Regions from separate parts of the Homo sapiens genome. Here region 2 is linked to region 1. A link is a contact called in ENCODE Hi-C or POLR2A ChIA-PET data. All regions are on one chromosome and are shown on one strand. The core of a region is the stretch at or near the end of the contact, and the rest is flanking DNA. Distances in the headings are between cores, read along the strand shown.

The links. Hi-C counts contacts between places; a loop is a spot of excess contacts on that map. ChIA-PET counts read pairs that join two places held with the same protein, here RNA polymerase II (POLR2A). Pooled maps may share reads with other maps.
Region 2: a loop to region 1 is called in a pooled map, with 3 times the contacts of the local background. The contact joins the enhancer-like site here to the promoter of EBPL in region 1. A Hi-C loop is called at or near these places in 1 of 50 pooled maps. POLR2A ChIA-PET finds 5 or more read pairs at or near these places in 2 of 52 experiments (HepG2 and activated CD4-positive, alpha-beta T cell).

The regions. Positions count from the first base shown.
Region 1 is chr13:49,687,004-49,694,115 of GRCh38, forward strand. EBPL (EBP like) reads right to left here and starts at 4,483. Exons shown (of 4, transcript NM_032565.5): 1 at 4,251-4,483. The coding sequence starts at 4,421. RefSeq lists an enhancer at 3,778-4,775 and silencers at 4,239-4,378, 4,409-4,608.
Region 2 is chr13:50,509,091-50,516,202 of GRCh38, forward strand. All of the region lies in intron 5 of DLEU1 (deleted in lymphocytic leukemia 1), which reads left to right. Among named protein-coding and RNA genes, the nearest start is that of DLEU1-AS1, 15 kb to the right of the region's middle. Within about 2 kb of position 3,626, at least 33 of the 41 ENCODE cell types and tissues checked have a DNase peak (open chromatin) inside an H3K27ac peak, as active enhancers do.

The DNA of each region.
Region 1 (7,112 bases), core at 3,233-5,732:
ACTATGTTAGCAAGGCTGGTCTCGCAACTCCTAGCCTCAAGCAATCCTGCCTCGGCCTCCCAAAGTGCTTATTACAGGTGTGAGCCACTGCCCAGCACTATTCTCTCTTAACTGCACACGAGGACCCCCGACTCATAGTTCTAAAGCCAGATTTTGCTGTCTTAGTTAACATGATCACCATTACCCATGTTGCTCAGGGCCTAAGCCCCAAGATCATGTCCACCCCCAATCTACAAGTGGCCACTTTGACTTACCACATTCTCCCCTGGAAAGTCTCTCACAGTTAGCTTTCCTCCCCATTTTAAGTTCCAACACCACCTCAGCTTGCCTCTCTCTTTTTTTTAAATGACTCCCCACACTACAGCAGTTGCTTTTTGTTGCTCTTCTTGCCCCTCAACTCCATCCTTTCCAATCCAACCTGCACCATGTTGAGAGACAATTCTCCATGAATATCTCACATCCTGCACTGTCTGGGTCTCTGAGCAAAGACATTTATATCAATTTTAAGAATGTTTCTATAATGAGCCTTTCCAGAGTAGTAAACCTGGGAGACAGCTCCCTCCAGAGAGGTTCTAGGGTGGTAAAGATCAAGACCTCACCTTCTCCTCCTCAGAGGTTTACATTCCTAAGATAAGGTCTCTCCAGAGAGAAGTATGGACAGGCCACCACCAGCTCACAATAAGATGGACGCGTAGTTCTGGAGTTCCTTTCTTGTAACGCATCCCACTGCATGTACAGGCAGTAACATCTGGCCTTCATTATGTTGTCCTGTGGGGTTTGGGCCTTGGGGAATCAAACTGGACTACCTTGTTAACTTCTAAGTTGGGTAAAATCTCGGACGCTAGAGTTTCTGACTTAACACATCACCACTAAATTATCTTTATGAAGATCTGCTTTGGCCACGTGACTTCCCTGCTTGAAATCCTTCAGTGGCTTCTCACTACAGAATACAATTCTTACCTGTCACCTTTCCAGCTGGTCCTCCCACTTCTTATGTAAACCCTGTGCTCCTGTCAATCTGGACTACAGGATGTGTTCCATACACAGGCATTCATATCTTGCCTCATGTTTCTGGCCATGCCTGAATGCTATACATAGATTGCAGAAGAGATAAAATTTTATCCATGAAGCACCAGTGCCTAGGCTGCCCACAGCGACCTCAGAATGGTGACCCCACCATTTCCTTCTTCTAGTATGTTGCCATGGCTCCTTCCAGGTAGGCTGATGGGAAGTCAGCCTGCCCTCTGCTGTAGTCATAACGAGCTGAACTGATGACCAGTGCTGGGGCCCAAGGTGACTGCACTCTGGTTGGACATCTGGGAAATGAACTGCCCCTGGGAATGCTTGGCTTGAAACTGTCCAACAGGATAGCTTTCAATTTGATGGCAGCCAAAAAACCTACAGAGCTCCTCTCTTTAAGAAGTGTCAGGGGGTGGCCAGGCGCAGTGGCTCACGCCTGTAATCCCAGCACTTTGGAAGGCCGAGGCAGGTAGATCACGAGGTCAGGAGATCGAGACCATCCTGGCTAATATGGTGAAACCCCGTCTCTACAAAAAATACAAAAAATTAGCCGGGCGTGGTGGCGGGTGCCTGTAGTCCCAGCTACTCAGGAGGCTGAGGCAGGAGAATGGCGTGAACCCGAGAGGCGGAGCTTGCAGCGAGCCGAGATTGCGCCACTGCACTCCAGTCTGGGTAATAGAGCGAGACTCCGTCTCAAAAAAAAAAAAAAAAAAAAAGAAGTGTCGGGTTAAGGAGAGGCAACTCATCTTCTAGTGAACAAGTGAGTTTTAATTTTGGTTCTCCCCTAAGCTCTACATCTTAGTCTTAGCTTGTCCCACACTTCTGGGTATTCTTGCAATAAACTCCCAAGCAAAGACAACATGGGCATGTATTTTCTTGCAGCCTCAACTGCTTAATTCAAGTGCTCTCCCCACTGATCTCTGAGACACATGTACAAAGACGTTGGTAGATGCATTGTTTGTAATGACAGAAAAATGTGTCCACTAATATGGGCTGGTTAAGTGATCGTATTCATCAAATATAAGATACATCCCAATTTAGAGACATTAAAATATCAATCAAATGGCCTACAGTAGTTACATGATGTAGTTGATTCTTCTAATATGTGAAAAAATGTGGGTCTTAGACTTGGAGAACTAAGGTATGGTGTATTCACACAGTGGACTACTTTGCAGCTGGGGTAGGTAATGGCACAAAAGGAGGTGTGTGTCGTGTTACCTGTAACAACCTGAGCTTGAAAAGTAAACAGTCTTAAACCAAGTGGTGAACACACGCATATAGTTTAAGTATTTTTACAGCTTTTTGTTTGTCTAAGGTATGTTAAACATTTTTCTTTTTTTTCCCAAGATAGAGTCTTGCTCTGTTGCCCAGGCTGGAGTGCAGTGGCTTGATCATGGCTCACTACAACCTCCACCTTCCAGGTTCAAGCAATTCTCCTGCCTCAGCCACCCGGGTAGCTGAGATTATGGGCACCGTCACCACACCTGGCTAATTTTTGTATATTTAGTACAGACGGGGTTTCACCATGTTGGCCAGGCTGGTCTTGAACTCCTGACCTCGTGATCCACCCGCCTCAGCCTCCCAAAATGCTGGGATTACAGGCATGAGCCACTGTGTCCGATATGTTATACATTTTTATATATATACATTCTGATATGCTATATACAGTTATACCCAGCCAATATGTTACACAGTTTTCTCTCACTGGGCCTAGCAACATTTTTGTTATGTTATACATTTTGTTATACATTTTTTCTAACCGGGCCTAGCAATCTGCTTTATCTCCCTTGTTCTGTGGGAAACCTTGTGTTCAAGTGATAGCTTAAAAATCAATTCTCGGCTGGTGGCGGTGGCGGTGGCTCACGCCTGTCATCCCAGCACTTTGGGAGGCCAAGGTGGGCAGATCATCTGATGTTAGGGGTTTGAGACCAGTCTGGCCAACATAGTGAAACCTCATCTCTACTAAAAACACAAAAATTAGCTGGGCGTGGTGACGGGCGCCCGTAATCCCAGCTACTCGGGAGGCTGAGGCAGGAGAATAGCTTTAACCCAAGGGGCGGAGGTTGCAGTGAGCCGAGATAGTGCCACTACACTCCAGCCTGGGCAACAGTGTTAGACTCTGTCTCAAGAACAACAACAAAAAAAAAGACAAAAAAAAAAAAAAAGAATTCTATAAATAAAGGAGTTGAGAGAAACATTCACTGTCCCTTATCTCTACATGTTGATTATCAGAATAAAAAGAATTCCAGCAACATCAGTCATGGGCACAAAGCCAACCCGTAAACATTTACAGAACTCGATGATTACCCAAAACTCGGCTTGCTTTCTCAATACTACTGACTTTGGCTTCACATTAGCCACAGGTGTGTCTAGAGTTAAACAAGGTCAACTTTACAAAAAAAAAAAAAAACAAACTGATACTTGGGCATAGTTTAAAAAAAACTTAAAAGTGTGTGTGTGTGTGTGCGTGCGCGTGTGTGGTGGGGGGCGGGGCATTTCAATATAAATGCCTTAAACACAACCTTCCTGGCTATTTTATAAAATGGGTTGAATCTCTAAGGACACATATTTCCTAAGACCTCGACTGATACACAGAGTGCAAACTTGGGAGCCAGACTAGACTGCCTCAGAATCATGCCAGCTGTGTGGCACTGGAAAGTCACCTAATTTTGCAGCGCCTACCTTCACCTCTGTAAAATGGGGAACAATAATAACTAATTTATGGATGCTGTAAAGATCTGAAATTTTAAACTCAGTAATGCGCCTGGCACACATTAGACACGGGTGTTTCGTTTGTCTTGGCAAAGGCTTCGGGTTTTGCGACAATAGCCTTGCTGCCTCCGGAGCAAGCATCTCTCCTTGCCCCCTCTGGGGCATTTAAAAATGACCTCAATTCTACTCTCAATTATGTCCAGTTCAACAGTTACGTGCAGGTTACAAAGCCGAGGAAGCTGAGGTATCTTCTAAACTAACATAGCACGTACAGAATTTTTTTAAAGTTTGGTGGAGGAATCGGCAGCACAAGGTAAGCTGCGCTCTGTTCACAGACCTGGGAATCAGAACTCCGGCCGCCGCGGCCTCCAGGCGCCTCTCAGCTAACAGACTTCCTGCAGCAGGGGGAGGGGCGGCCAGCTCGCTGCAAAAAGCCGCAGGACCCCCTCACCCCGCCTTGCCGCCCCCGCTCCCACTCTCTGGGATGGGGAGTGCAGGGTCTAGGCGATGGCACTTACCAGCGCGAAGTGCACCAGCGCGTCGTAGCAGAGCCAGATGAGCGCCCCGCGGTCCGCCGCCCCCTGCCCGCGGCCCAGGCGCAGGCCCAGGGCGCAGCCCGCCGCCAGCAGCGCGGCGCACAGCAGCAGCGAACCGCCAGCCTCGGCCCCCAGCTCCCACTCAGCGCCCATGCTTCAGGCTTCCGACGCCAACGGCCCAGGACCATGCGGCAGAGGAAAGCAGGGAGAGAAACGACGGGGCGGGGCTGGCCGGGAAGGGGCGGAGCCGGATGGCCAAGGAGGAGCGGAGCTGATTGGCCAAGGCGGTCCGGGGAGGGACGGGGCTCCCCGGCCGGGTCGGGGCCAGAGCGAGGATTCCGTGCCCGCCTCGCACCCTGGCCAGCCTGCTGAGTCCGGTGGTTTTGCCAGGTGCCGCCCATGGAGGTTCCGTAGAAGGAACGTGCTCACCAACTTGCGCAACCGCCTCGACCAAACCTGTTCCCAAACCGAGCCCAAAGGATTGGTAATAGGGCCACACCTTTTGATGTTGTTTCGCTTTTAACAAGGCTCAAACTTTAAGCCACAAAGTGAAGCCTAGGTAGTGGAAATTTTGCCAGTAGACCGGGGCAGAATTTTAGGGGCAAAAGGTTTTAATTAGGCTGCAGCAAGCCTTACCAGGGAGGCTGGGGGCCAAGGGAGTTTTCAGCCACCAGCCGGCTTAAAGCCTTTATGGCCTACTCTGACAATCTTTCCATTTCTTAAAAATCCAGAAAAGTAGAAGGGTGGGTGAGAGGAGCGGTAAGTCCTATTGGCTTGGCGATAGATGCGTTTAACCTGTGGCAGGCCAGGTTTCACTATCGCAGGCCTCCATCACAACTGCTTCAGCACTGAGTGGTTAAATTAAATATTAAAAGCTGAGGCCGGGCGCGGTGGCTCACGCCTGTAATCCCAGCACTTTTTGCCAAGGCGGGCGGATCACGAGGTCAGGAAATCGAGACCATCCTGGCTAACACGGCGAAACCACGTCTCTACTAAAAATACAAAAAATTAGCCGGGCGTGGTGACGGGCGCCTGTAGTCCCAGCTACTCCGGAGGCTGAGGCAGGAGAATGGCGTGAACCCGGGAGGCGGAGCTTGCAGTGAGCCGAGATCGCGCCACTGCACTCCAGCCTGGGCAACAGAGCGAGACTCCGTCTCAAAAAACAAAAAAAAAATTAAAAGCTGAAAGAGTCAGTGCCCATATACCAAAGTCTGGAATGTAACAAAAGCCCACCAAGAGTTTTGCCTAGGCCTTTCTTGGGCCTTGAAGCATGACAAGATAACTAAGGAATTTTTAACAGGACCCGTTTAGGATTAAACAAGTTTTATTGGGGGTCTGAAGAAACTCCCCAGGCCTCCAAAAACAAGTTTATTGGGAGTCTGGAGGAATTCCACAAGCCTCCATGATTTAGCAAGAGACAAAATAAGGGTAATCATCCCAGCACCCAGACCTATTTAGATTAAGTAAATTTACTGAGGCTCCAGAGGAAGGTCTTCAGGATTAGAAGTTGTTAATCACTTACGTCTTTAGATGAATGCACTCTTACACGTAGACATATAGCTTAGAAGGTATATACGCTCTGGAAAAACTTTGTAATTATGAGTTGGTCTGGCAATAATTTCCAGACCTTCTCCCTGTAACCGGTTGCAGAAATAAAAACTCTTCTTCCCCAGTTCATCTGCACCTCATTATTGGGCTGCCCAACCCCCAGTTTGGTCCGGGAACAAACCTACATTATTTAACATCACAACAACCCTATGAGGTCGGTGAAATAAGCCAGTCACAAAAACATACTTATGATTCCACTTACAGGAAATATCTAAAATAATCAATTTGCAGAAACAAAATAGAATGATGGTTACCAGGGGTGGGGCGGGGCGGGAGTGGGGGGGGGGCGCGGGGAAAAGTGGAGTGTTATTTATTCGGATAGTTTGATTTGCAAGATGATGTTCTGGAGATTGGTTGCACAACAACGTGAACATACTTTACTGAGCTGCACACTTAAAAATGGTTAAGATGGCAAATTTTATGTGTATTTTACAGTTATTAAAAAAAATGCTGGCACTGAACACAAGAAATTTTTCCCTTAGTCACTTCCTATACCATTTTTTATAGCAGTTAACACCAGATAGAATGATCCTTGTTTACACACTTATTGCTAATCTCCTGCCACTATAATGTAAGTCTTCAAGGCCAGGGGTTGTGGCTAGCTTTTTTATTGCTGTATCCCTGGCACCTATTACAGAGTTTGGCATATATTAGCTGCTCAGTTAAATAACTGGCGACTGAGTATGGTCAATCTAGCCACCTATGCTCTGGATCCTGTCCTGTAACTAACTTATCATCCTTTAGGGACCACTCGGCCCACCTCCCCTTCAGAGCAAAATAGAAACTTAATGAAAAAACTGATCAGATCCCCTGTCTTCATGTCTTGACCCTGCTCCTCAGTCCTTTCTACTCTGGTTTCTGCCTTATCACACTGATATAGCTCTCACTAAGGTGACTACTGGCCTCCACATCACTGAACCCCAAGAACAGTTCATTTTCTTAGTGTAGTTTACTTCTCAGCAGCATCCCAGCACTGAAATATTTTTCCTTTGGTTTTCTGAGAATACAGCCTCCTTAGCCATTCTGTTTCCTTTGCAAGTGCATCTTCCACTACAAATGCCTAGTGAATGCTGCAGCTCCACAACCCAGTCCTCGGCCCTGTTCTCACTCCAGACCCCAAATCCAGGCAGTCTCATCCTTACCCTCTGCTTTAATGACCAGCAAAACCTGCAGAGAACTCAAATCTCTAGCCTGGTCCTATTCTCTGGACTCCAGACCAGTATTTCCAACTGCCCT
Region 2 (7,112 bases), core at 2,376-4,875, 820 kb after region 1:
GGAAATGCAGAAATCACCTGTCTTCTGCATCGCTCACGCTGGGAGCTCTAGACTGGAGCTGTTCCTATTTGGCCATCTTCACTATAAAACCTTTTGAATACAAGTTTTATTTTTCTTATTTCAGATTTCTTATTTCTTATTTCCTTAGCAAAGTCCAAATCCTTTTTTTTTTTTTTTTGATACAGGGTCTCACTGTTGCCCAGGCTGGAATGCAATAGAGCAGTCATGGCTCACTGTAGCCTTGACCTCTTGGGCTCAAGCAATCCTCCCACACAGCCTGCTGAGTAGCTGGGACCACAAGTGTGTGCCATTATGCCTGGCTAATTTTTAAACATATTTTCAGAGATGAGGTCTCCCTATGTTTCCCTGGCTGGTCTCAAGCTCCTGAGCTCAAGCCATCTTTCCTCTTCAGCCCCCCAAATTGTTGGGATTACAGGCCTTAACCACCTTGCCCAACTCAGTTTTCAATATTTGCTAACCACTTGTATTGTCTCTTGAGGACTATATGTTCATATCATTTACATATGTATTTATCTTTTGGATCCTACAGCTTTATTTAAATATTAATTATGTGACTTAGTTTCTGTGACTATTTTTTTCCCATTTGTTGAGTAATTTTTAAGATTGTTTAGTCTCTTATGAATGGAGTAATTTTTTATTTTTATATACAAAATCTATAAATCTTCTAGTTTGTGATTTCTCCAACTTGATTTTAAAATGTTAGATTCAATGACATAGAAAAAATTCCTTGAGCACAAAGCTGATTTCTAGACCTTAGAGTAGGAGCCTACAAGGGTTTTCCCTCTCTTTTATCAAGTTGAGAGAGAAGGGAAGATGACACATGGGACTGGTATGAGGGCCTTTAAAATCAGAGCAACCAATGCCAGAGAGATTGATGGTATTCTTGAAGGGAGTGGGAGGAGGCAATTAGAACACTTAGGTTAATTGCACTGGATGGATAAGGAATGGCAAAGTGGAGTGGCCCAGCCATGGCATTCCACCTAGTTAGGCTGCAAATGATCACACCTGAGCTACTCTGCTGTGTCTCTTCTTCCCTACTCAGGGAAATCTCCAGCCCTCTCTGGTTCCCACCCCCAGCTCTGTAGTATTACTATAGTGTCTGTAACATCAGCTGTAGCTGGGCATAAAATGATGCAACACCAGCCTGTCTCTGCTTCTCATGGGTTCAGGAAGTGGTCTTTCATTTATCATCGACCACTTAGTACCAGCCACCTACCGTGAGAAGCAAAACAGACAAGAAGGAAAGAAATGGGCAGATTGGGGATATATTTTGAGGGTATACTTGAGAGGATTTGTTGAAGGATTGGAGGTAGTGTATGAGAAAGATGAACAAGGATGTTCTCAAGACCGGAGCAAGAAGTTGCCATATCCTGAGATGAGATAAGTAGCAGGAGAAGAAAGTTTCAAGGGTGGTAATCAGGAGATCAATTTCTGCACACATTAGGTTTGATAGGCCTTGCGATGTCCAAATGGAGATACATGGGCCTGAAGGGAGATTATGGGGCTGGAGTTCAGAAGGGAGATCCAGGGTGGAGATTTGTCAACAAATAGGTGGATGACAGCATCCAGGAGACAGAGTGACTAGAAAAGTAAAGAGGATGGAAGAATGAGTGCTGGGACTTTCCACTGGCACATAATTTAGAGGGCGAAAAGACGAGAATAAACCAGCAAAGGTGACGGGGGAGCAGCAACCAGTGAGGTAAGGGGAAAGCCAGGAGAGTGTGGTGGTATCCTGGAAGCCAAGGGAAGAAAGTTTATCAAGCAGGAAAGAGTGATCTGCTGGGTTAAATGCCGCTTAATGGTAAATATTGAGTGTCAACTTGATAGGATTGAAGGATGCAAAGTATTGTTCCTGGGTGTGTCTGTGGGGATGTTGCCAAAGGAGATTAACATTTGAGTCAGTGGACTGGGAGGCACAGACCCCACCATCAGTCTTGGTGGGCACAATCTAATCAGCTGCCAGCACAGCTAGGATAAAAGCAGGCAGAAGAATGTGGAAGGACTAGACTGGCTGAGTCTTCTGGTCTCCATCTTTCTCTTGTGCTGAATGCTTCCTGCCCTCAAACATCAGACTCCAAGTTCTTGGACTCTTGGACTTACACCAGTGGTTTGCCAGGGGCTCTTGGGCCTTTGGCCACAGACTGAAGGCTACACTGTCAGCTTTCCTGCTTTTGAGGTTTTGGGACTCAGACTGGCTTCCTGGCTTCTTAGCTTGCAGATGGCCTATTGTGAGACTTAACCTTGTGATCATGTGAGTCAGTTCTCCTAACAAACTCCCCTTCATACATTCATCTGTCCAATTAGTTCTGTCCCTTTAGAGAACATTGACTAATACAGTGTGACAGGTCAAGCAAGTGATAGGCTGAGAATTGACCTCTAGATAGAGCAAATTATTGGAGACTTTGATAAGAGCAGTGTCAGTTGAGTGGTGAAGGCAAAACCCTGAGACATGGGTTCAAAAGAGGATGGAAGGAGGAGAAATTGGGGCTGTACAGAACTGGGGCATAAAAATGGCCTATATCTGAAAATAACTCCAAAAATTTATTATTAAAATTAATTTCATTTGTTTCTTTTTAAATTTTTTTCATGTGGCTACTAGAAAAATTAAAATGACAGATGTGGCTCACATTATATGGCTACTGGACAGCACTGATATAAATTATGCTTTTCATAGTTTTATCATAAAGGGGACCAGAAGATGGGATGGTAGCTGGTGGTGAAGTGGGGTAAAGAGAAACTTTTTTCCCCTGAAATGGGAGAATTGCAGCATGTTTGTATGTGGGAATAATATAGTCAAAAGTAGAAGTTGATGATGCAGCAGAAGAGACAGGGGACAAATGATGTCCTGGAGTAGGTGAGTGCATTTGGGTTCCAGCGCATAGGTGGAGGGTGGCCGAAGGGTTATGGACTGTTCATACAGAGTGACAGGAGAGGAAGCAGAATGTGAGGTTTGCAAACAAAGGTGAGTATTTATGGACATGGGAGTGCTTGGAAGTTCCTCTTTTGTAATCTTAGTGACATAGGGAGCCAGTCTTCAGCTGAGAAAAGAGGATGGGGGAGGAGGTTCTCTTCTGACATACACTATAGACCACAGAATTTGGAAAAAAAAAAAAAAAGCTTGCTACTAGGTCACTTAGAAGACAAGGAGGGGACAATGTAGGGTGTAGGGTACTTCGGATTTGCTGGTGGTTCATTACCGGAAACAAAAAATGAAACAACCCATTGGAGACATGTTCCCACTCGGTCATCTTGTCTCCTTCGTTTCTTGGATCCCAGTTTTTTTGTCTGTCTGTTTATTTGTTTGTTTTATCAAAGCAGAAAATAAAAACTCCAATTCTCTCCTCCTCAGTTTGCTTGGTGTTCAACATAGTTCCTCCTGCTGCGGGCCAGCTTGGTTTCTTTAAACTTTAATTGCCACAAAAACGTTTGCACTCAGAGCCCTAAATCTTCCAAGTCCTCCTTTTGTGTTTCTTGTTTTCCTCCTCTTTTTCTGCCTTCAGGAAAGAAGTGAGATGATGATGGCTCTGTCTCAGCAGCTCTCGGGGGGACCTGCAGGCTGGGGAGGCAGCTTCTCTCTGCAATTTGGCCGCTCCTGGACTTGTTGCAGCCAGGCTTCAAAGAGAAACCACCGCTTCCTCCCCGAGCCCCACGCCAGCCTCAGAGGCAGCTGGGCCTATTGAAACATTCAAGTTTCACTTCAGGCTACTTTAAACATTTGCTTTATTCCAAAACAGCTAAACTTGGAGTTATTTTCAAATATAGGCCATTTTTATGCCCCAGTATATTGTGTGGTTTTGAAGGCTTTTTTCATATCATTAGCTGCAACCCCCAAAGGTTAAAAATAATGATTAAGTAAAATCTTTACACGGATTCCTCTGCTCCCTGGAGGGGACACTGGGCAGTGTCCAAACTGCCAGACAAGCCAAGCTGTGACAATAGTGACTTAGCTTGCGACTCTTAGGGTTGTCCAAATGATTATATTCTTGTGGGGAGGAACGTGAAAGGGGGCTGAAGAGAACAGTGTAAGACACAAATTTGGTTTGGGGTTTGGCGAGGATCAAGATTTTTAAAATGGCTCGTGTGCTGAATTCATTTTTTTTTTCTTGCTGTCTTAGAGTAACAATCACATAAACATACTCTGAGTTTATTTTCTGTGAAATAGTTGCAGTTCACCTTTCAGCTGATAAGCATCTGCCCCTAGAAAACCATAAAAAATGGAAGAGTTTACAAGAGGTTGTGAGTTGGCACAACCAGGCAGGGGAGGAGAAAGCACTTAGGACAAGTAAATATTTTACAGCACCTATATTTTCAGACTGTCGCTGCTTCCAAGGCCAGCCTCCTCTCGCTCCTGGCTCACTGCTCCTTTCCCTTACTTTTCCTGGGGCTTGCTTTCTTTCTGTCTTCTTATTTTTTTAATCTCAAAGTTAATATTTCCATTTAATTCTACCTGCTTCCTCCAGTAGTTAACATGCTAGTTAGCTATTTAAACATTTTATAGATTTCTCTGAGCTTGTCATAATTATTTTCTTGGCTGAGCCTTCTGGAGTCATTCCATGTCAGGAGACAGTCTGAAATAGAAAGACAGCAACTTTAGGGTGGGTGCAGCTGGGTTACACCTGTTGCTAAACAAAACAGGATTTATGAAAACATAAACTAAAACAAGTAAAGCAAATCAGAAAAAAAAGACAGTAAGCAGCCTGCCCTGGTAAATTGCATGCTTCTTTTACTGTTGTCCTCTTTGTGTGAGAGATTTGTTTGGGTTTTGGAAGGGACACTTCAATGCACAACCTCTGTAATCCTCAATAAATTCAGTTAGGGTGAAGCAAATCATACCAAGAGGAGGCTCCTAAGTCAAACAGAATGATTTTTTTTTTGGCGCTAAGGGGTGTTTGAATTTTGACAGCTTGTTCTACATTTTAACAATGGAAGCTATGATGGAACAAAACATATTTCTAGACATTGTTGCTTTTTATTTTTAGTGTAGGGTTAAGTGTTAGTGTTAAACATTTTTTGAAAATAAATAAATTTTCTCAATTTTTATAATGCTGAAAAATTAATGACCATATGGTAAAATACTCTGACTGTGGGTGGAATGCAAGGCATCGAAGGACATTACCTAATGGAGGTGGGCGTAGTTTTCCTTGACTCCATAAAGGATTTTAAAATCCAACTGGGCTTAATGTTCCATCTAAATCTGCATTCCATGGCATCATGTCGGTTCACCATAAAAATTAGAGAAAGTTTCTATTGATCAAGAAAGAAGAAAGAAAGAGAGAAAGAAAGAGAAAGAAAGAAAAAAGAAAAGGAAGAAAGAAAAGGGAAGAAAGAAAGAAAGAAAAGAGAGAAAGAAAGGAAGAAAGAAAGAAGGAAAGAAAGAAAGAAAAGAAAGGGAGGAAGGGAGGAAGGAAGGAGAGAGAAAAGAGACATAATTGCTCTATTGTGAAGATTAATCAACTTTATAAAGGAATAAAAATATTTCATAGGGACGTGGTAAAGATTCTTTTGTGAGGGTTTCCCACTTTCTGCTGGAGTGTATAGACCACTTAAGGTAGTCACATCAGGAAAGGGTGAGAACTTTGCCCTTGGACAACAAGAAGATTTTCTTTGCATTTTTTTCAAGAGGCCCAGTTTTTCAAGGGCCTATGACAAAAGTCTGGAGGTAATGAGAAAAGATGCAGACGTGATGATTAGAAAGCTGGTTCTCAGTGTTTGTTTAGTGAATATTAGATTGAGCTTTTCCAGCGTTTAACTCTTGCAGTTAAGAGTTAAGAGTGGTAAGGGGAGCACTGAGTGCTGATTCAAAGGCCAGATAGCATTTTGCAGCTGTGGGGCTACGCACTGGGCCCTGGCCAATGCACCTCATCCCTGCTTTTGCTGGATTTTAACAGGCACCACAGGACCCTTGGCTGCTTAGGCAGCCAACTTTGCTAAATTGCTTCATGGTTTCCATGATGTGAGCTGAAGTCCACCACAGCTAGGTTGGCATCTTTGCATTCATTTCCTTCATGTCCCATTGTAAGTTAAGTCATAAACTGGTACTTCAGACAGTAAAAAGATGGTTCCTTGCCATGCATACTTTGATCTTACTCTGGTGGGAATCATTCCCTTGCCTTATAACTGGCATCTGAACTGATGATACCAACTTTGTAAATGTTTTAAATTTTTGTGGTAAAAAACACATAACATAAAATTTACCATCTTAACCATTTCTAAGTGTACAGTTCAGTAGTGTTAAGTATGTTCATATTGTTGTGCAGCCAATCTCCAAAACTTTTTCATCTTGCAAATCTAAAACTATATACCTCTTAAACTACAATTCTCCATTCTCCCCTTCCCCAAGCCCTGGCAACTACCTTTTTATGTTCTGTTTCTGTGAATTTGACCACTCTAGATAACTTTTAAGTGGAATTATACAGTATTTTTCTTTTTGTAACTGGTTTATTTCACTTTGCATAATGTCATCAAGATTCATCCATGTTGTAGCATGTGTCAGAATTTCCTTCCTTTGAAAGCCTGGACAATATTCCATTGTATGGATAGGCCACATGTTGTTCATTCATTCCTTGAGGGATACTTGGTTGCTTCTACATCCAACTCTATATTTTAGTATTCAACATAATCTGAGGGGTGATATTGTTCTATTAATATTTCTATAACTATTTGTCCCATGACCTCAATTGTTAATAACTGTTGATATGAGGCATCTTTGCCCTCCCAAAATCCCTTTACTAATGTTAAGACAGAGTATCAAACTTGAAATAAGGCAGTAGAATAGCCTCAGTTTTCACGGTCTTGTAAGAGCATTTTCTAAAAGACCTACCCAAAGATGACCTGATTCTCTAGGGGAATGTATCTTATTTGACATATTATTTGTTACTAATTAAGGCTCAGACTCTATGAGATGACATGCTAATTTGTAGGATTTTATTCAGTAGTGATGCAAGTGATTTTGGTCTGGTAAAAAAAAAAAAGGATGACTTTAAAGGTTATACTTTTATTGCCAAGTATAGTATTAACTAGTGTTCTGTCTAACCCAGCAATCTTATTCCAACATTCATTCTCAGATGCCCGCATATATTTAGTTTCTCAAA